Linked DNA regions of Homo sapiens: region 1 is linked to region 2. The links are chromatin contacts, found by Hi-C in ENCODE. All regions are on one chromosome and are shown on one strand. The core of a region is the stretch at or near the end of the contact, and the rest is flanking DNA. Distances in the headings are between cores, read along the strand shown.

The links. Hi-C counts contacts between places; a loop is a spot of excess contacts on that map. Pooled maps may share reads with other maps.
Region 1: a map of IMR-90 shows a loop between it and region 2 (2.5-fold over the local background). The contact joins two enhancer-like sites. A Hi-C loop is called at or near these places in 4 of 168 maps with a recorded cell type or tissue (IMR-90, chondrocyte, heart left ventricle and 1 more), 1 of 37 single-sample maps with no recorded cell type and 13 of 50 pooled maps.

What each region holds. Positions count from the first base shown.
Region 1 is chr2:223,697,361-223,703,623 of GRCh38, reverse strand. No RefSeq gene overlaps it. Among named protein-coding and RNA genes, the nearest start is that of SCG2, 98 kb to the right of the region's middle. RefSeq lists enhancers at 3,698-3,992, 3,321-4,520, 5,170-6,263. Within about 2 kb of position 3,968, at least 7 of the 41 ENCODE cell types and tissues checked have a DNase peak (open chromatin) inside an H3K27ac peak, as active enhancers do.
Region 2 is chr2:222,980,584-222,986,332 of GRCh38, reverse strand. No RefSeq gene overlaps it. Among named protein-coding and RNA genes, the nearest start is that of ACSL3-AS1, 64 kb to the right of the region's middle. Within about 2 kb of position 4,117, at least 3 of the 41 ENCODE cell types and tissues checked have a DNase peak (open chromatin) inside an H3K27ac peak, as active enhancers do.

The sequences.
Region 1 (6,263 bases), core at 2,719-5,218, 720 kb before region 2:
AAAAGCCTCAAACACAGAAACCATAAAGGGAAATATTGATGTATTTGAATACATACAATTTTTAAATTTTAGAATCATAAAATATACCATGAACATAGTTAAAAGACTTTGAGAAAACTGGAGAAAATATTTGCAGATGGAGACAGAGAATGAACACCCACGAAATAGAAGGTGCTATTAAAAATCAGTGAGAGAAGAAAAATAACCCAATACAAAAAATGAAGAAAGGATTTGAACAGAATCCCACTGCACCAAATGTCTAATAATAATGATCATAAAAAGATGCTTAATTCACTCACAAATAGAAATACAAATTAAACTGAATTATCATGTTTCACCCAAACTAGTGAAAACATAAGCGTTGATAGTATTTAGTATTTAGATGTGGGGAAAGGTCTTATACTGTGTGGGAATGTGAGTTGGTATGGGAAATTGGTAAATTTCCCAAATGGTAAATTGAGGGAACTTTGTCAGTTACTGGTAAAATTTAAAATGTGCATGCTCTCTAAAGAACAATTTTTTTTTTCTTTGAGATGGAGTCTTGCTCTGTTGCCCAGGCTGGAGTGCAGTGGTGTGATCTTGGCTTACTGCAAGCTTGGCCTCCTGGGTTCACGCCATTCTCCTGCCTCAGCCTCCCGAGTAGCTGGGACTACAGGCGCCTGCCACCACGCCCGGCTAATTGTTTTGTGCTTTTTAGTAGAGACGGGGTTTCACTGTGTTAGCCAGGATGGTCTCAATCTCTTGACCTCATGATCTGCCTGCCTTGGCCTCCCAAAGTGCTGAGATTACAGGCGTGAGCCACCGCACCCTGCCTAAGGAACAATTTTACTTTTAGAAATCTTCCCTTCAGAAATACATAAAATAAAAATAGTAATCACTACCTTAATAATAACTTCCATTTCTTGAACACTTGATGCGAGTCACGGTACTGTGTACTTTGCATGCTATCTCATTCAAATCTCATGACAATCTTGAGAGACACTGAGAGGGAGACAGAAGACAAACCAAAGCATAAGTATAGTGATAAAATAAGTAATTTTTGTGTGTGCATACTTTAATTCTTAAATTGCTATCAAGAATGCATATTGTTATTAGCCGGGTGTGGTGGCAGGTGCTTGTAATCCCAGTTACTCAGGAAGCTGAGGCAGGAGAATAGCTTGAACCTAGGAGGCGGAGGTTGCAGTGAGCCAAGGTCACACCCCTGTACTCCAGCCTGGGTGATAGACCGAGACTCTGTATCAAAAAAAAAAAAAAATGCATCTCGCTTTTGTGATTATGTATATTAATTGTTATATAATAAAAGAATATTATGGAAAATGAAATTCATAAAGAACAAATGTGTTAAATACCATTTTGATTTTAACAATGGATGGAATATGTTGGGAGATACCCAAGGACAATACAAGTTCAAACTTTGGATAAGTTACTATGTTATTGGGAAGAGAAGATGAAATGTTTTGAACAACCTGAGACAATTTATACCAATTGCTAAATCATCTGGTGTATATAGCTTGTTGCCATAGCAATCCAGAGTAGGGAGCCCAGTATATACTTGTTTCTGTGACAGGCAGTCTCTAATTCTTGCTACCCTGAATTTCTCTGGTTGATATATCTGATGCTGCCCATATAGTCTCATTCCATTTGTCTGCTTGAGCAGCTGACTCGTCAGTTTCTTCTGGTTTAAATTTAAATCTGTATTGTTCCTTTCCAATTAAGATCACCACCTAGAGTAACTGCTGACTACATGGAGATTATAGAAAAAAGTGGTGCTTTTAACTGTAAGGTTTTCTGACCCCATTTCTAGAAATACACTTCATCAATAAGTAGAACTTTCCTTTATTGTCTATAAATGGCAGTACAACATACTGGTTAAGAGCACAGACTCTGAACTAGACTTGAAATACTGGCAGCGCCACTTTCCAGCTGTGTGACATTGGCAATTTACTTAACCTCTGACTTTTAATCTCTTCATTCTTAATATGGAGATAATAATAATGGTATCCTCAGGCCGTGTGCAGTGGCTCACGCCTATAATCCCAGCTCTTTGGGAGGTGGAGGGGGGAGGATCACCTGAGGTCAGGAGTTTGAGACCAGCCTGGCCAACATGGTGAAACCCTGTCTCCACTAATAATACAAAAATTAGCCTGGCATGGTGGCACGGACCTGTAACCCTAGTTACTTGGGAGGCTGAGGCAGGAGAATTGCTTGGTGCCACTGCACTCCAGCCTGGGCGACAGAGTGAGACCCTGTCTCAAAATAAATAAAAATAAATAGATAAATAAATAAATAAAACAATGGCACTCTTATGTGGTTGAAGATTGAGTCCATATATGTAAGGTACCTTAAATGACAATGTATCTGGCACATGGTAAATGTTCTATAAGTACTTACTACTAGAAATAGGCACCTTAATTAAATATTTCTACCTCTTTTGTTTTATTTTATTTTATTTTATTTTTTTTTGAGACAGAGTCTTGCTATGTCACCCAGGCTGGAGTGCAGTGGCATGATCTCAGCTCACTGCAACCTCTGCCTCTTGGGTTCAAGCAATTCTCCTGCCTCAGCCTCCCGAGTAGCTGGTACTACAGGCGCCCGCCATCACATCCGGCTAATTTCTGTATTTTTAGTAGAGATGAGGTTTTGCCATGTTGGCCAGGCTGGTCTTGAACTCCTGATCTCAGGTGATCCACCCACCTTGGCCCCCCAAAGTGCTGGGATTACAGGCATAAGCCACGGCGCCCAGCCAATATTTCTACCTTTTGGGGTTGCTTCCTCATCATGGAATTAATACTTGCTTATGGAGGCTGTTTCCTCTTTATAAACAGTACCCCTCACTTGTAGCTCCATTCTGAAAAATTCTGACAGATAATTCAGCAGACTAAACGATCAAATCACCCTGGCACGTTCCCCTCAGCTGGGCTCTGCAGGGCAGCTAAGATTGGGCACTGATGTTCCTGGCTTCAGTCCTACCCGGGTTATGCAGCTACGGCTTCATACATACACCAGTTGCACTAACTTGGGATGAAAATTAAGTTAAAACCAGTAGAAAATTTCATCCTATGTTTTGGTGGTAAAAGAAGCAAATGAACAAATGAATAGAGGCTGCCAAACAGTTGTCTCACCAACTGTTCCGACTAGCTAACAAGATTAGCTAGGTCATACCTAGTCGTAAAAGAATACTATAAGAACTCAGAAATTCGACATATTTCTACTACTTGCTTGTCATGTAGATAAACAGATTAAAAGAACCATAAAAAAACAAAGAGAAAATAATAGTAGGATTAGAGAGCATGTTATCATCTCATGGGCTCACTTGGCCTTAGAAAGAGGTGTTTATCCATCATGAATATGAATCCAGGGGTCTGAATGGATATAAGAGAACCAAATGTAACAGAAATTTAATATCATTTTTTCCCCTGAGATGAAACATTTTACATTTTCCAGTTTATTAGATAAAATTACTAAACATGTTCTAGACCCTGGAGTTGTAGATTTTATGATGTTGGCTGCTGTGGAGTGGCCATGACTGGTTTTTCAAATTGTTAATTTGATTTCTTTTTAATACATATGGATTTACGTGACCCATGGCAAGAGATTGTAGATTATTTCATTGTATTTATGAGTTTCCTGTAATTTTAGCAAGTTCCATTGTCAATGCAGATGTTTACTCAAAAGAAGAAGAAGAAGAATAAAATCTAAAACCAAGAAAATGCTTTTGAGAATGAATTTCACTATAAGTTTGAATTCAAAGTCATGGAGTTGAGAAATGTATTTTATGTTGGAAAATAAAGATCTCAATAATAGACATAGCATTCACTAACTTCACTTCTCCATTTTCAATAAACAATGTCAGATTGGCTGAGTGTGATGCTGAAGCTCAAACAACTAAATACACCATCTTATGACTCATTTCCTTTAGTGAGTCACTGAGTCATAACACGTCTTTGTTCATTCAGTTCTACGCAAAAGGTCTCAATAAACTCCAAAGTACCTTATGTTCTTTGTGACTAGGTAGGGAGGTATATAATGACATTCCCATTTTCTTTATTCTTTTCTTTTTTTTTTTGAGATGGAGTCTCACTCTGTCTCCAGGCTGGAGTGCAGTGGCCCGATCTCGGCTTGCTGCAACCTCCGCCTCCTGGGTTCAAGTGATTCTTCTGCCTCAGACTCCCGAGTAGCTGGTATTACAGCCATGTGCCACCATGCCCAGCTAATTTTTGTATTTTTAGTAGAGATGGGGTTTCACCATGTTGGCCAGGATTGTCTCGATCTCTTGAGCTCGTGATCTGCCCGCCTTGGCCTCCCAAAGTGTTGGGATTACAGGCGTGAGCCACAACGCCCAGCCCCCATTTTCTTTTAAATATATATTAAGTAACTTTGATGGGCAGCCCATAAAATACCATTAAATGTTGACTAGATAGTTTGGGTGGTACAACTTCTCTTTTTTCTCACTTTCCTTTCTTATAAACTCTTTCTCCTTCAAACTCTTTCTAGCCTTCACATTAACTTTTCTGCCTCCAGTATAACCCAAGTAAACAAATCTTGGTTGGAACCAGTTTTGCCTATGCCTGAGATCAAGTTTTAAAATGGGGTCAAAAATATACTGCCTTTCAATGGTTACTTTCCTTTACTTACCTGACAATTACTTCACCTGCTTCCCAAATTCAGTTTCCAAATCAAAATAATAATTTTCTCCTCTGTGCTTGTGCTTGTTTGTCATGAGCAAAAACTGCCCCTTCATCAGAACGAATCCATTTGGAGGTAAGAAATAACCTCTGGGAAAGGATAAGCTCTGGGCCAAAATAGCTTCAGCCTTGGCTTGTTCCAAGAGTCTATACAAAGTCATTTTGGAGAATACATCCCAGAGTTTCTCCTTCTTTAGGACAGGGATGACATTATTTTGTGAACCTGTAAAATCCTTGAATGACAATCAGAAGCATAGCCAGGGGAAGATGAGGGAGGATATGTAGTTGTTCTCCTTAGCACATTGTTCAAATGTGGATTCTTTTTCAACAACACATTTCTGAAGAGTAACATGTGAATAGGTAAGGCTATGCTGAGAACATGTTAGAAAAAGCAAGACTGTGAGGTGGAGAGAAGGTAGTCATGGGGGTGAGGGGATATACTTATGTTGTTCTACCTACCAAGGACACAGATCGCTTGCCCTCAGCCCAGCCTGGCCCCAAGAATAGCTCCCCCTAAAGTTAGAATCTAGTTGTGCTTTAAATGACAACATGGTTGCACAAAGTCATAGATGATCTACTGCTCGTATCAGACAAGTGGAAATCTCTGCTCCCAAATGCAGGTGGTGAATCACCCCTGGAAGCTGCTATGTCAAAAAGAATGACCCTCCAGGCCCCAGACCCAAGTGGGTGCTCTGCTTTGTTCTTTGTCGGACAACTCCCATCGTCCTCCTGTGACTATTTTCTCTGCTTTTGTAAAATGCACTTTTGTGTGTGTGCTGGATAAAACCAGTCTCCCAGCTCCTCCTGAATGATTCCAGTATTGATGAGAAAGTGGTTTATTTCTAAACCCCAGAGGTCAGATCATAGCGTTCTCGAGACTGAGTCATAAAATCAAAGTTAAATGCGTTACCTGTTCCTTAATGAAAAGCATGGGTATGAGACCTCCCAGTAGTTCACATGATTCATGAGAAATAAATGAAAAGGACAGCCTTATGGAATAGTACCAATTCAAATGATCTTTCCTTCTCCTGGTAATTACAAGGCCTCAATCTCATTAAGGCCAACATATTCAATGAAGGAAGATCAGTTTCTATGGAGAGTCATTTCCTTTAAATAGATGAGCTAATAACTGGTACTAATGATAAACATCTTTTAGCTATGGAAATTATACTTTTCATTTAGTAGTTTTTTTCCAGTGTGCTACACTCTCTAACGTATCCAGTGTCTCAACGTGCTCATAAGGTTAGCAGCCATGTGGATAATCACCCTTGTTCTAGAGAGCAGGAGCCTGAGAAAAAGAAAAGTTGGAAAATATTATCTAGGGATGACATACATGGGATGGAAAGTGATAAAATATTAGGTCTGTGACTTTATAATTAAAATTCACCAAATTCTTTCAGAGCCTTTAAAAATAACACATTCTTTCTATTTGACATGTTGCCATTACCTCATGATGGCATTCACCAATAATTTCATCTTGCATCTGGAGATCCTAAGAATAGTTCTAAAAGGTAAAGGAGTTTCATTAATAATTAAATTTCATAATAAGAAACAGACTAAGATATTTCTTTCTTTCTC
Region 2 (5,749 bases), core at 2,868-5,367:
GGTGAAGTCAATTCTTTTTTGGCTGTTTCTTCCAATACTCAGGAAATACATTGCTACGACTGTCCTTCTGCAGCATGAATGTAGACTGCCAGGTCAACAGCAAATTTCACATCAACATATCCAGTCCAGCAGCAGAATGGGTCCACATGGAGGAAGTCTGAAGAAAGAGGTGTCTTACATCCAAATGGACCAGGTCCTGTGAAACTCTCCTGGCAACCTTGAAACCTCTTTTGTAAAGATTATGACAGTGAGAGAAGTCTAACAGGGCTGACTCCATTTTGCTTCTAGCCTCACAGGCTGACTGTCTTTGCTTATTCCTGGGCGTAGGCCAAGCTAACCATGGGAGGAATTTAGTTTATAGTTTAACTTGGAAGCAAGGATGAGAACAGTTCCTCCCTAAAACTAATTCTCCCCTTGCTCAGTGCAAAAACCTGGTGAAAGGCCATGAGATTAGGATTATGGGAGGAGCCTGAACTCCACTAAAATGTAGATATAGTTTCTATAACCTCCTACCGCTCAGGAGTCATGTGGCCAGAGGTTACAAGATTTGTGCCTTCTCCAATTGTTCCTATAGATAACATTACTATTATAGAACCTGAGATTGGTCTTTTGAGATGCTTTTCAGACCTTTGCATTCTGGAAACTCAGTAATCCCACCTAGACTCATGGCTCATGACTCAACTGATCTTCTGCACCCCCTAAACCTACCCAGAGGCATACTCAGCACACGGACCATTTTCCACACCCTATGACTGCATCCCCAACCAATCATGTGGACCCATTCCCTAGTCCCCTGCCTTGAAAAAGCCTAACCTCCAAGCCTTTGGGAAGACTGATTTGAGTAATAATAACTCCATCTTCCATGTGTTTAGCCTAGCATTAATTAAACTCTTTCTTTACTGCAATACCGTGGTCTCAGTGAATTGGTTTTGTCTGTGCAGCAGGCACAAAGAGGGTGTCAAGTGATTACACCTTTGTGGATAGAGTCTCTCTTCTGAGTCAGCCACGTACTATGAACCAGAGACCCATGGACCACAAAACTTACCTACATAAAAAGTGCCATCAAAGATGGGCATCTGCAAAGATGAGTATCTGCAAATGACAGATACCACTTAATCTAAAAAAGAATCCCTACGTTTCCCTCCCTGTGGCAGCTTTAGCCTAGAATATAAAAATGTATGCCCCTGAGGATCTGATTCACCAAAATTAAATCTCAAAAAACCACATTAAAACACAGGATAGGAAACTTCAGAGCTGCTGGTGTGCTCTGAAAAACTCTGGGCTGATGGAACTAGCTGCAAATCAAGACAGTCTTGACCTTGCTCCAGTGGTAGTTTGCTGCTGCTCACCGGGAAGGGCTCCTTCCCTGCCCCTCACTTTGACCACCTCCCTCAAGTTCCCCTTACAATAACAGTGAAGAATTACAAGCTTAGAAACTTACCATTTTAGCCAAATGAAATATGGATATGAATGTGTGATTTGTACATACACAGAAGGGAGGATAAAGAGGAAAGTAGGGCTCCAGAGTCACAAGAACTTTATGTCATGTATTCCTAAAACTTTAAAATGCTGAAAATATTGTGACTTTTCTTTTAAAATGTATATCTGAATCATTTTTTCAAAAATGTACTGCATTTACTGTGACTACCTTTGCTTTCAAAATGCATGTTTGAGTCCCTTTTTAAAGTTTACTATGATTCTCTTGAAAAAAAAGTGTGTGTGTGAGTGTGTGTGCGTGTGTGTGTACATATATATAGGGACTAGGGAATGGGTCCTTGGGTCCTGCTAATTGGTTGTGACTGCAATCAGGGGTGTGGAAAATGGCCCTTGTGTACTGAGTCCATCTCTGGGTGGGGGACCACAGACATAGCTAGATAGCTAGATACATAGATAGATAGATCTATAAAATAAATATTTAAAATAAAAATACATAAAGACTGAGCCCAAAATAAGATGGCCTTGGCCTCAGGGTTTTCAAATATTTGTGGCCATTTCAGAACCTTTTAGCAAGAGTCCATTTGCATTTCTGGGGTATAACCACACAGGAGCCTGAAACACCATTCTGAGCCCTAGCAGCTGAGCCACTCCTGGTGTTCTTTTCCACCTAATATTCACCCAGATGGGCTCCTGCCTCCAGGTCAGATCATCGTATAGATCTTTGCTACTCAAAATGTGGTGCCCAGACCAGAAGCAACAGCAGCACTTGTGACCTTGAAAGAAATGCAGAATCTCAGCCAGGCATGGTGGCTCATGCCTGTAATACCAGCACTTTGGGAGGCCGAGGTGGGTGGATCACTTGAGGTCTGGAGTTCAAGACCAGCTGACCAACATGGTGAAACCCCATCTGTACTAAAAAGACAAAAAATTAGCCTGGCATGGTGGTGCATGCCTGTAATCCCAGCTACTTGGGAGGCTGAGGTAAGAGAATCACTTGAACCAGGGAGGCAGAGGTTGCAATGAGCTGAGATCATGCCATTGCAATCCAGCCTGGGAAAAATGAGCAAAACTCCATCTCAAAAAGAAAAAAAGAAAAGAAAGAAAAGAAATGTAGACTCTCAGGCCCCAGCCCAGAACTACTAAATCAGAATCCATATCTGTCTAAGATTTCCAAGTGAGTTCTACGCACATGAACATTTTAGAAGTCCTGGTGTAGAATACATTGTCTCTCCTACTATGGGTACCTAGAGAAAAAGGAAGAGAGGCATTCACATTGCTACCTCACAGATGGAGGAAGAAAGGACGGAGCTGTTTGCCCTGACATTTTCTTGCTTGGGACAAGTAGGAACTAGATTTGGACAATGATGATTCTGTCACTCCCTCAGGTGCACTGGGCATTTGCAGGCTTGAGTGATTTTTATAAATGTAATTAAATCTCACCCTACTTCTATTTTGACTACTAGCTAACATTTTTTGACCATTTACTATATGTCACAAACCACTTTAAATTTATAATAAGTACTGTCTCATAGAATTCTTTTAATGATCCCATGAGTAGCTTCCGTTACTACCTTCATTTTGCAGAGGAGGAAACTAAGGCACAGAGCCATTAATTAGCTTGCTGAAGATTACATGATAGTAATCCACAATTCCCTCTAGGCATATTGACTCCAGAGCTCCAGCTCTCATCCTCCACACCAATCCCATTGTTCTTGCAGGATACAAAGGTGGGTCACATGGTCACGAGCAGAACCTCTATGCATATCTGCATTCAGATGATCAAGCTGTAGAATGGCTAGCCGAAAAACACAATGCTGAAAGTTCAGGGTTGCAGAAAGTCAGAGGCACACATCAGCTTCAAAGAGAAGGCTGTCAATGGAGACGGGAAGTGGGGAAGGAGTGGGTAGCCTTCTCTCTGCCACACAGAAATGGCTCCAAGGCTATGATGCAAGGTGGCCCCAGCTCTGTGAAAAGGCACTTTCACCTTTAAAGCACTTTGCTGAGAGGGAAAATCAATGCTGATGTCCTCCTTGAATAAAGCACTCAGGTCTACTGGGGAGTCCAAAAATAAAAGCATGACGTTAAGTATTTCTCTACCTGTAGCTACTCCTCACCCTTAAGAGGAGGGGCAAGGTGGAGCTGTTAAGGGAGCAGGTAGAGGGAGAGGCAGGTGGGGGACCGTGGTTGAAGCACTAGAAAAGGGCATCTGGGAAGACTCGCAAATGGGAGTGGGGGAAGGGACAGGCTTCCAGAGGAAGTGGTTTTGGTTGAGGCTGGCTGAGAGCAACAATGAGGCTAGGAACACCGAGGACACCGTGGGAAGGTGAGTGACCCAGAACTCATCACATGTGCTTCTCAAAATCAGAAGACATCTACTGACAGTGACATCTTTTAAATTGGAGCCCTGATAGCATAAACAAGGCTTCAAAAGTCTTTAAAAAGTCTTTATTTTGGTCAGAATAAAACCTGATCCCTTTGCGGGCCATCTTGTCCTGGCTTCAAGACTTTTTCATCCTCCTAGACTTCAAAGCACAGATGTCAGGTTTCCAAGCCAGCAAGTCTACCTTCAATATTAGAAGGAAATGCAAGAGCAAAAAGAGATGAATGACACAATCCAGTAGGTTGCAAATGGAAATGTTTGTGTGAGGCACTAGAGTTGCATCAGCTCTGCCAGGTCATGTGTGAAAAGCAAAGTGATTACACCCAGAGCAAGAGGCTGAAGTGCCCTCCACTGGCCAAACAGATTCCCCAGTAGCCTCAGTGTCACCGCAGAAATGGCTTGAAAGGACAAGAGTTTTTGGAAGTTGCTCCATCTTAAATCCTGGGGTTCAAAGATGTCGATGATGCAACCAATGGAAGAAACTAGCTGATAGTGTTGCTTCCTTTAATCCAAGCTTTTAATTTTATTTAATATGGGAAATTCTCTTTAATCTTACAACAAAGAGATTTACTTTAAGTCTTTAATATCTGAACCACAGAAGCAGAAATAGAAACATGCTATACTCAAGAAATTATCACAGATTTATCTTTTGTCTTAATGTTGTTTCATTTTGTTTGTTTTCATTCTCCATCTTTTTCCAGGCAATTTTTATTGGTAATCTGGTTAGCAAAAGACTAAAGTGACCTAGTTCTGCAGATGAAGCTGAAAGCAGATTCTATTTCTCCAGCGGGGTTTACCTCAATCTGTGAACACAGGCTTAGCAGAAATGAGTGAAAAACAGACAGGGGCTCTCTGGTGCCTCAAGACAGCTTCAGGCACACATGGAAGAAGGGGAGGGTCTTTGGGCAAGAGAAAAAATGGGCACCTCCCTCACCCTTCCAGGCAGAGTCCAGCACAATCTTTGGAGGGCTAGAGGTCGGTTTGAGGTTGTCGCAGAAGCCTTTGAACATTGCAGAAGCCACTTGAGGTATTCCCCCAAGGATGGCAACATCTCACAGGGACCAGCTTCACTGTTCAGGAAGGAACAGCAGCGGCTTCTTACAGGGACACATGCATGTGCAGTGTCTGGAGAGTGGCTCTGCTGGGCCAGGCTGTCCCACAGAGACAGCCAGCAGGATGTTCCTTTTATTTATTTTTTCCAGCTTTATTGAGGTATAACTAACTGACAAAACTCTATCAGTTTAAGATGTACAATATTAGGATTTGATATATGTATATATTGTGAAAAAATGATGACCACAATCAATTTTGTTCATACATCCATCACCTCACCTACTTACCAGTGTGTGTGTGTGTGTGTGTGTGTGTGTGTGTGTGTGTGTGTGTGTGTGTGTGTGGTGTTGAGAAGGAATGAAATCAATAGCTCAAAGAGATAGCTGCACTCCGTTATTCATTGGAGCACTGTTCACAATAACCAAGGTATAACCACCATAAGTGTCCATTGACATGAATACATAAATTGTGAAATACATGTATATGTGTGTTTGTGTGTGTGTATATATATATAATTGTATATTATTTAGCCAAAAAGAAGCAAATCTTGCCATTTGCGACAACTTGGATGAACCTGGAAGACATGATGCCAAGTGAAATAACTCAGACAGGGAAAGACAAAGACGGTATGATCTTGCTTCTATGTGGAATCTAAAAAAGTCAAACTCATAGAAATAGAGTGGAAGAGTGGCCGCCAGAGGCTGGGGATGGGGGAAATGGGGAGAGGTTAGTCAAAGGCTGCTCCTTCTAAAGAGTGAACTGAATGCAGACAAGCTGGCTAAGCAGTTACTGGTTAACCTGTCTGGGCACAAATAACTACAAACTTCTCAAATCAAATCACTGAAAAACAATCACACTATTTTATTACTAACTTGTGCA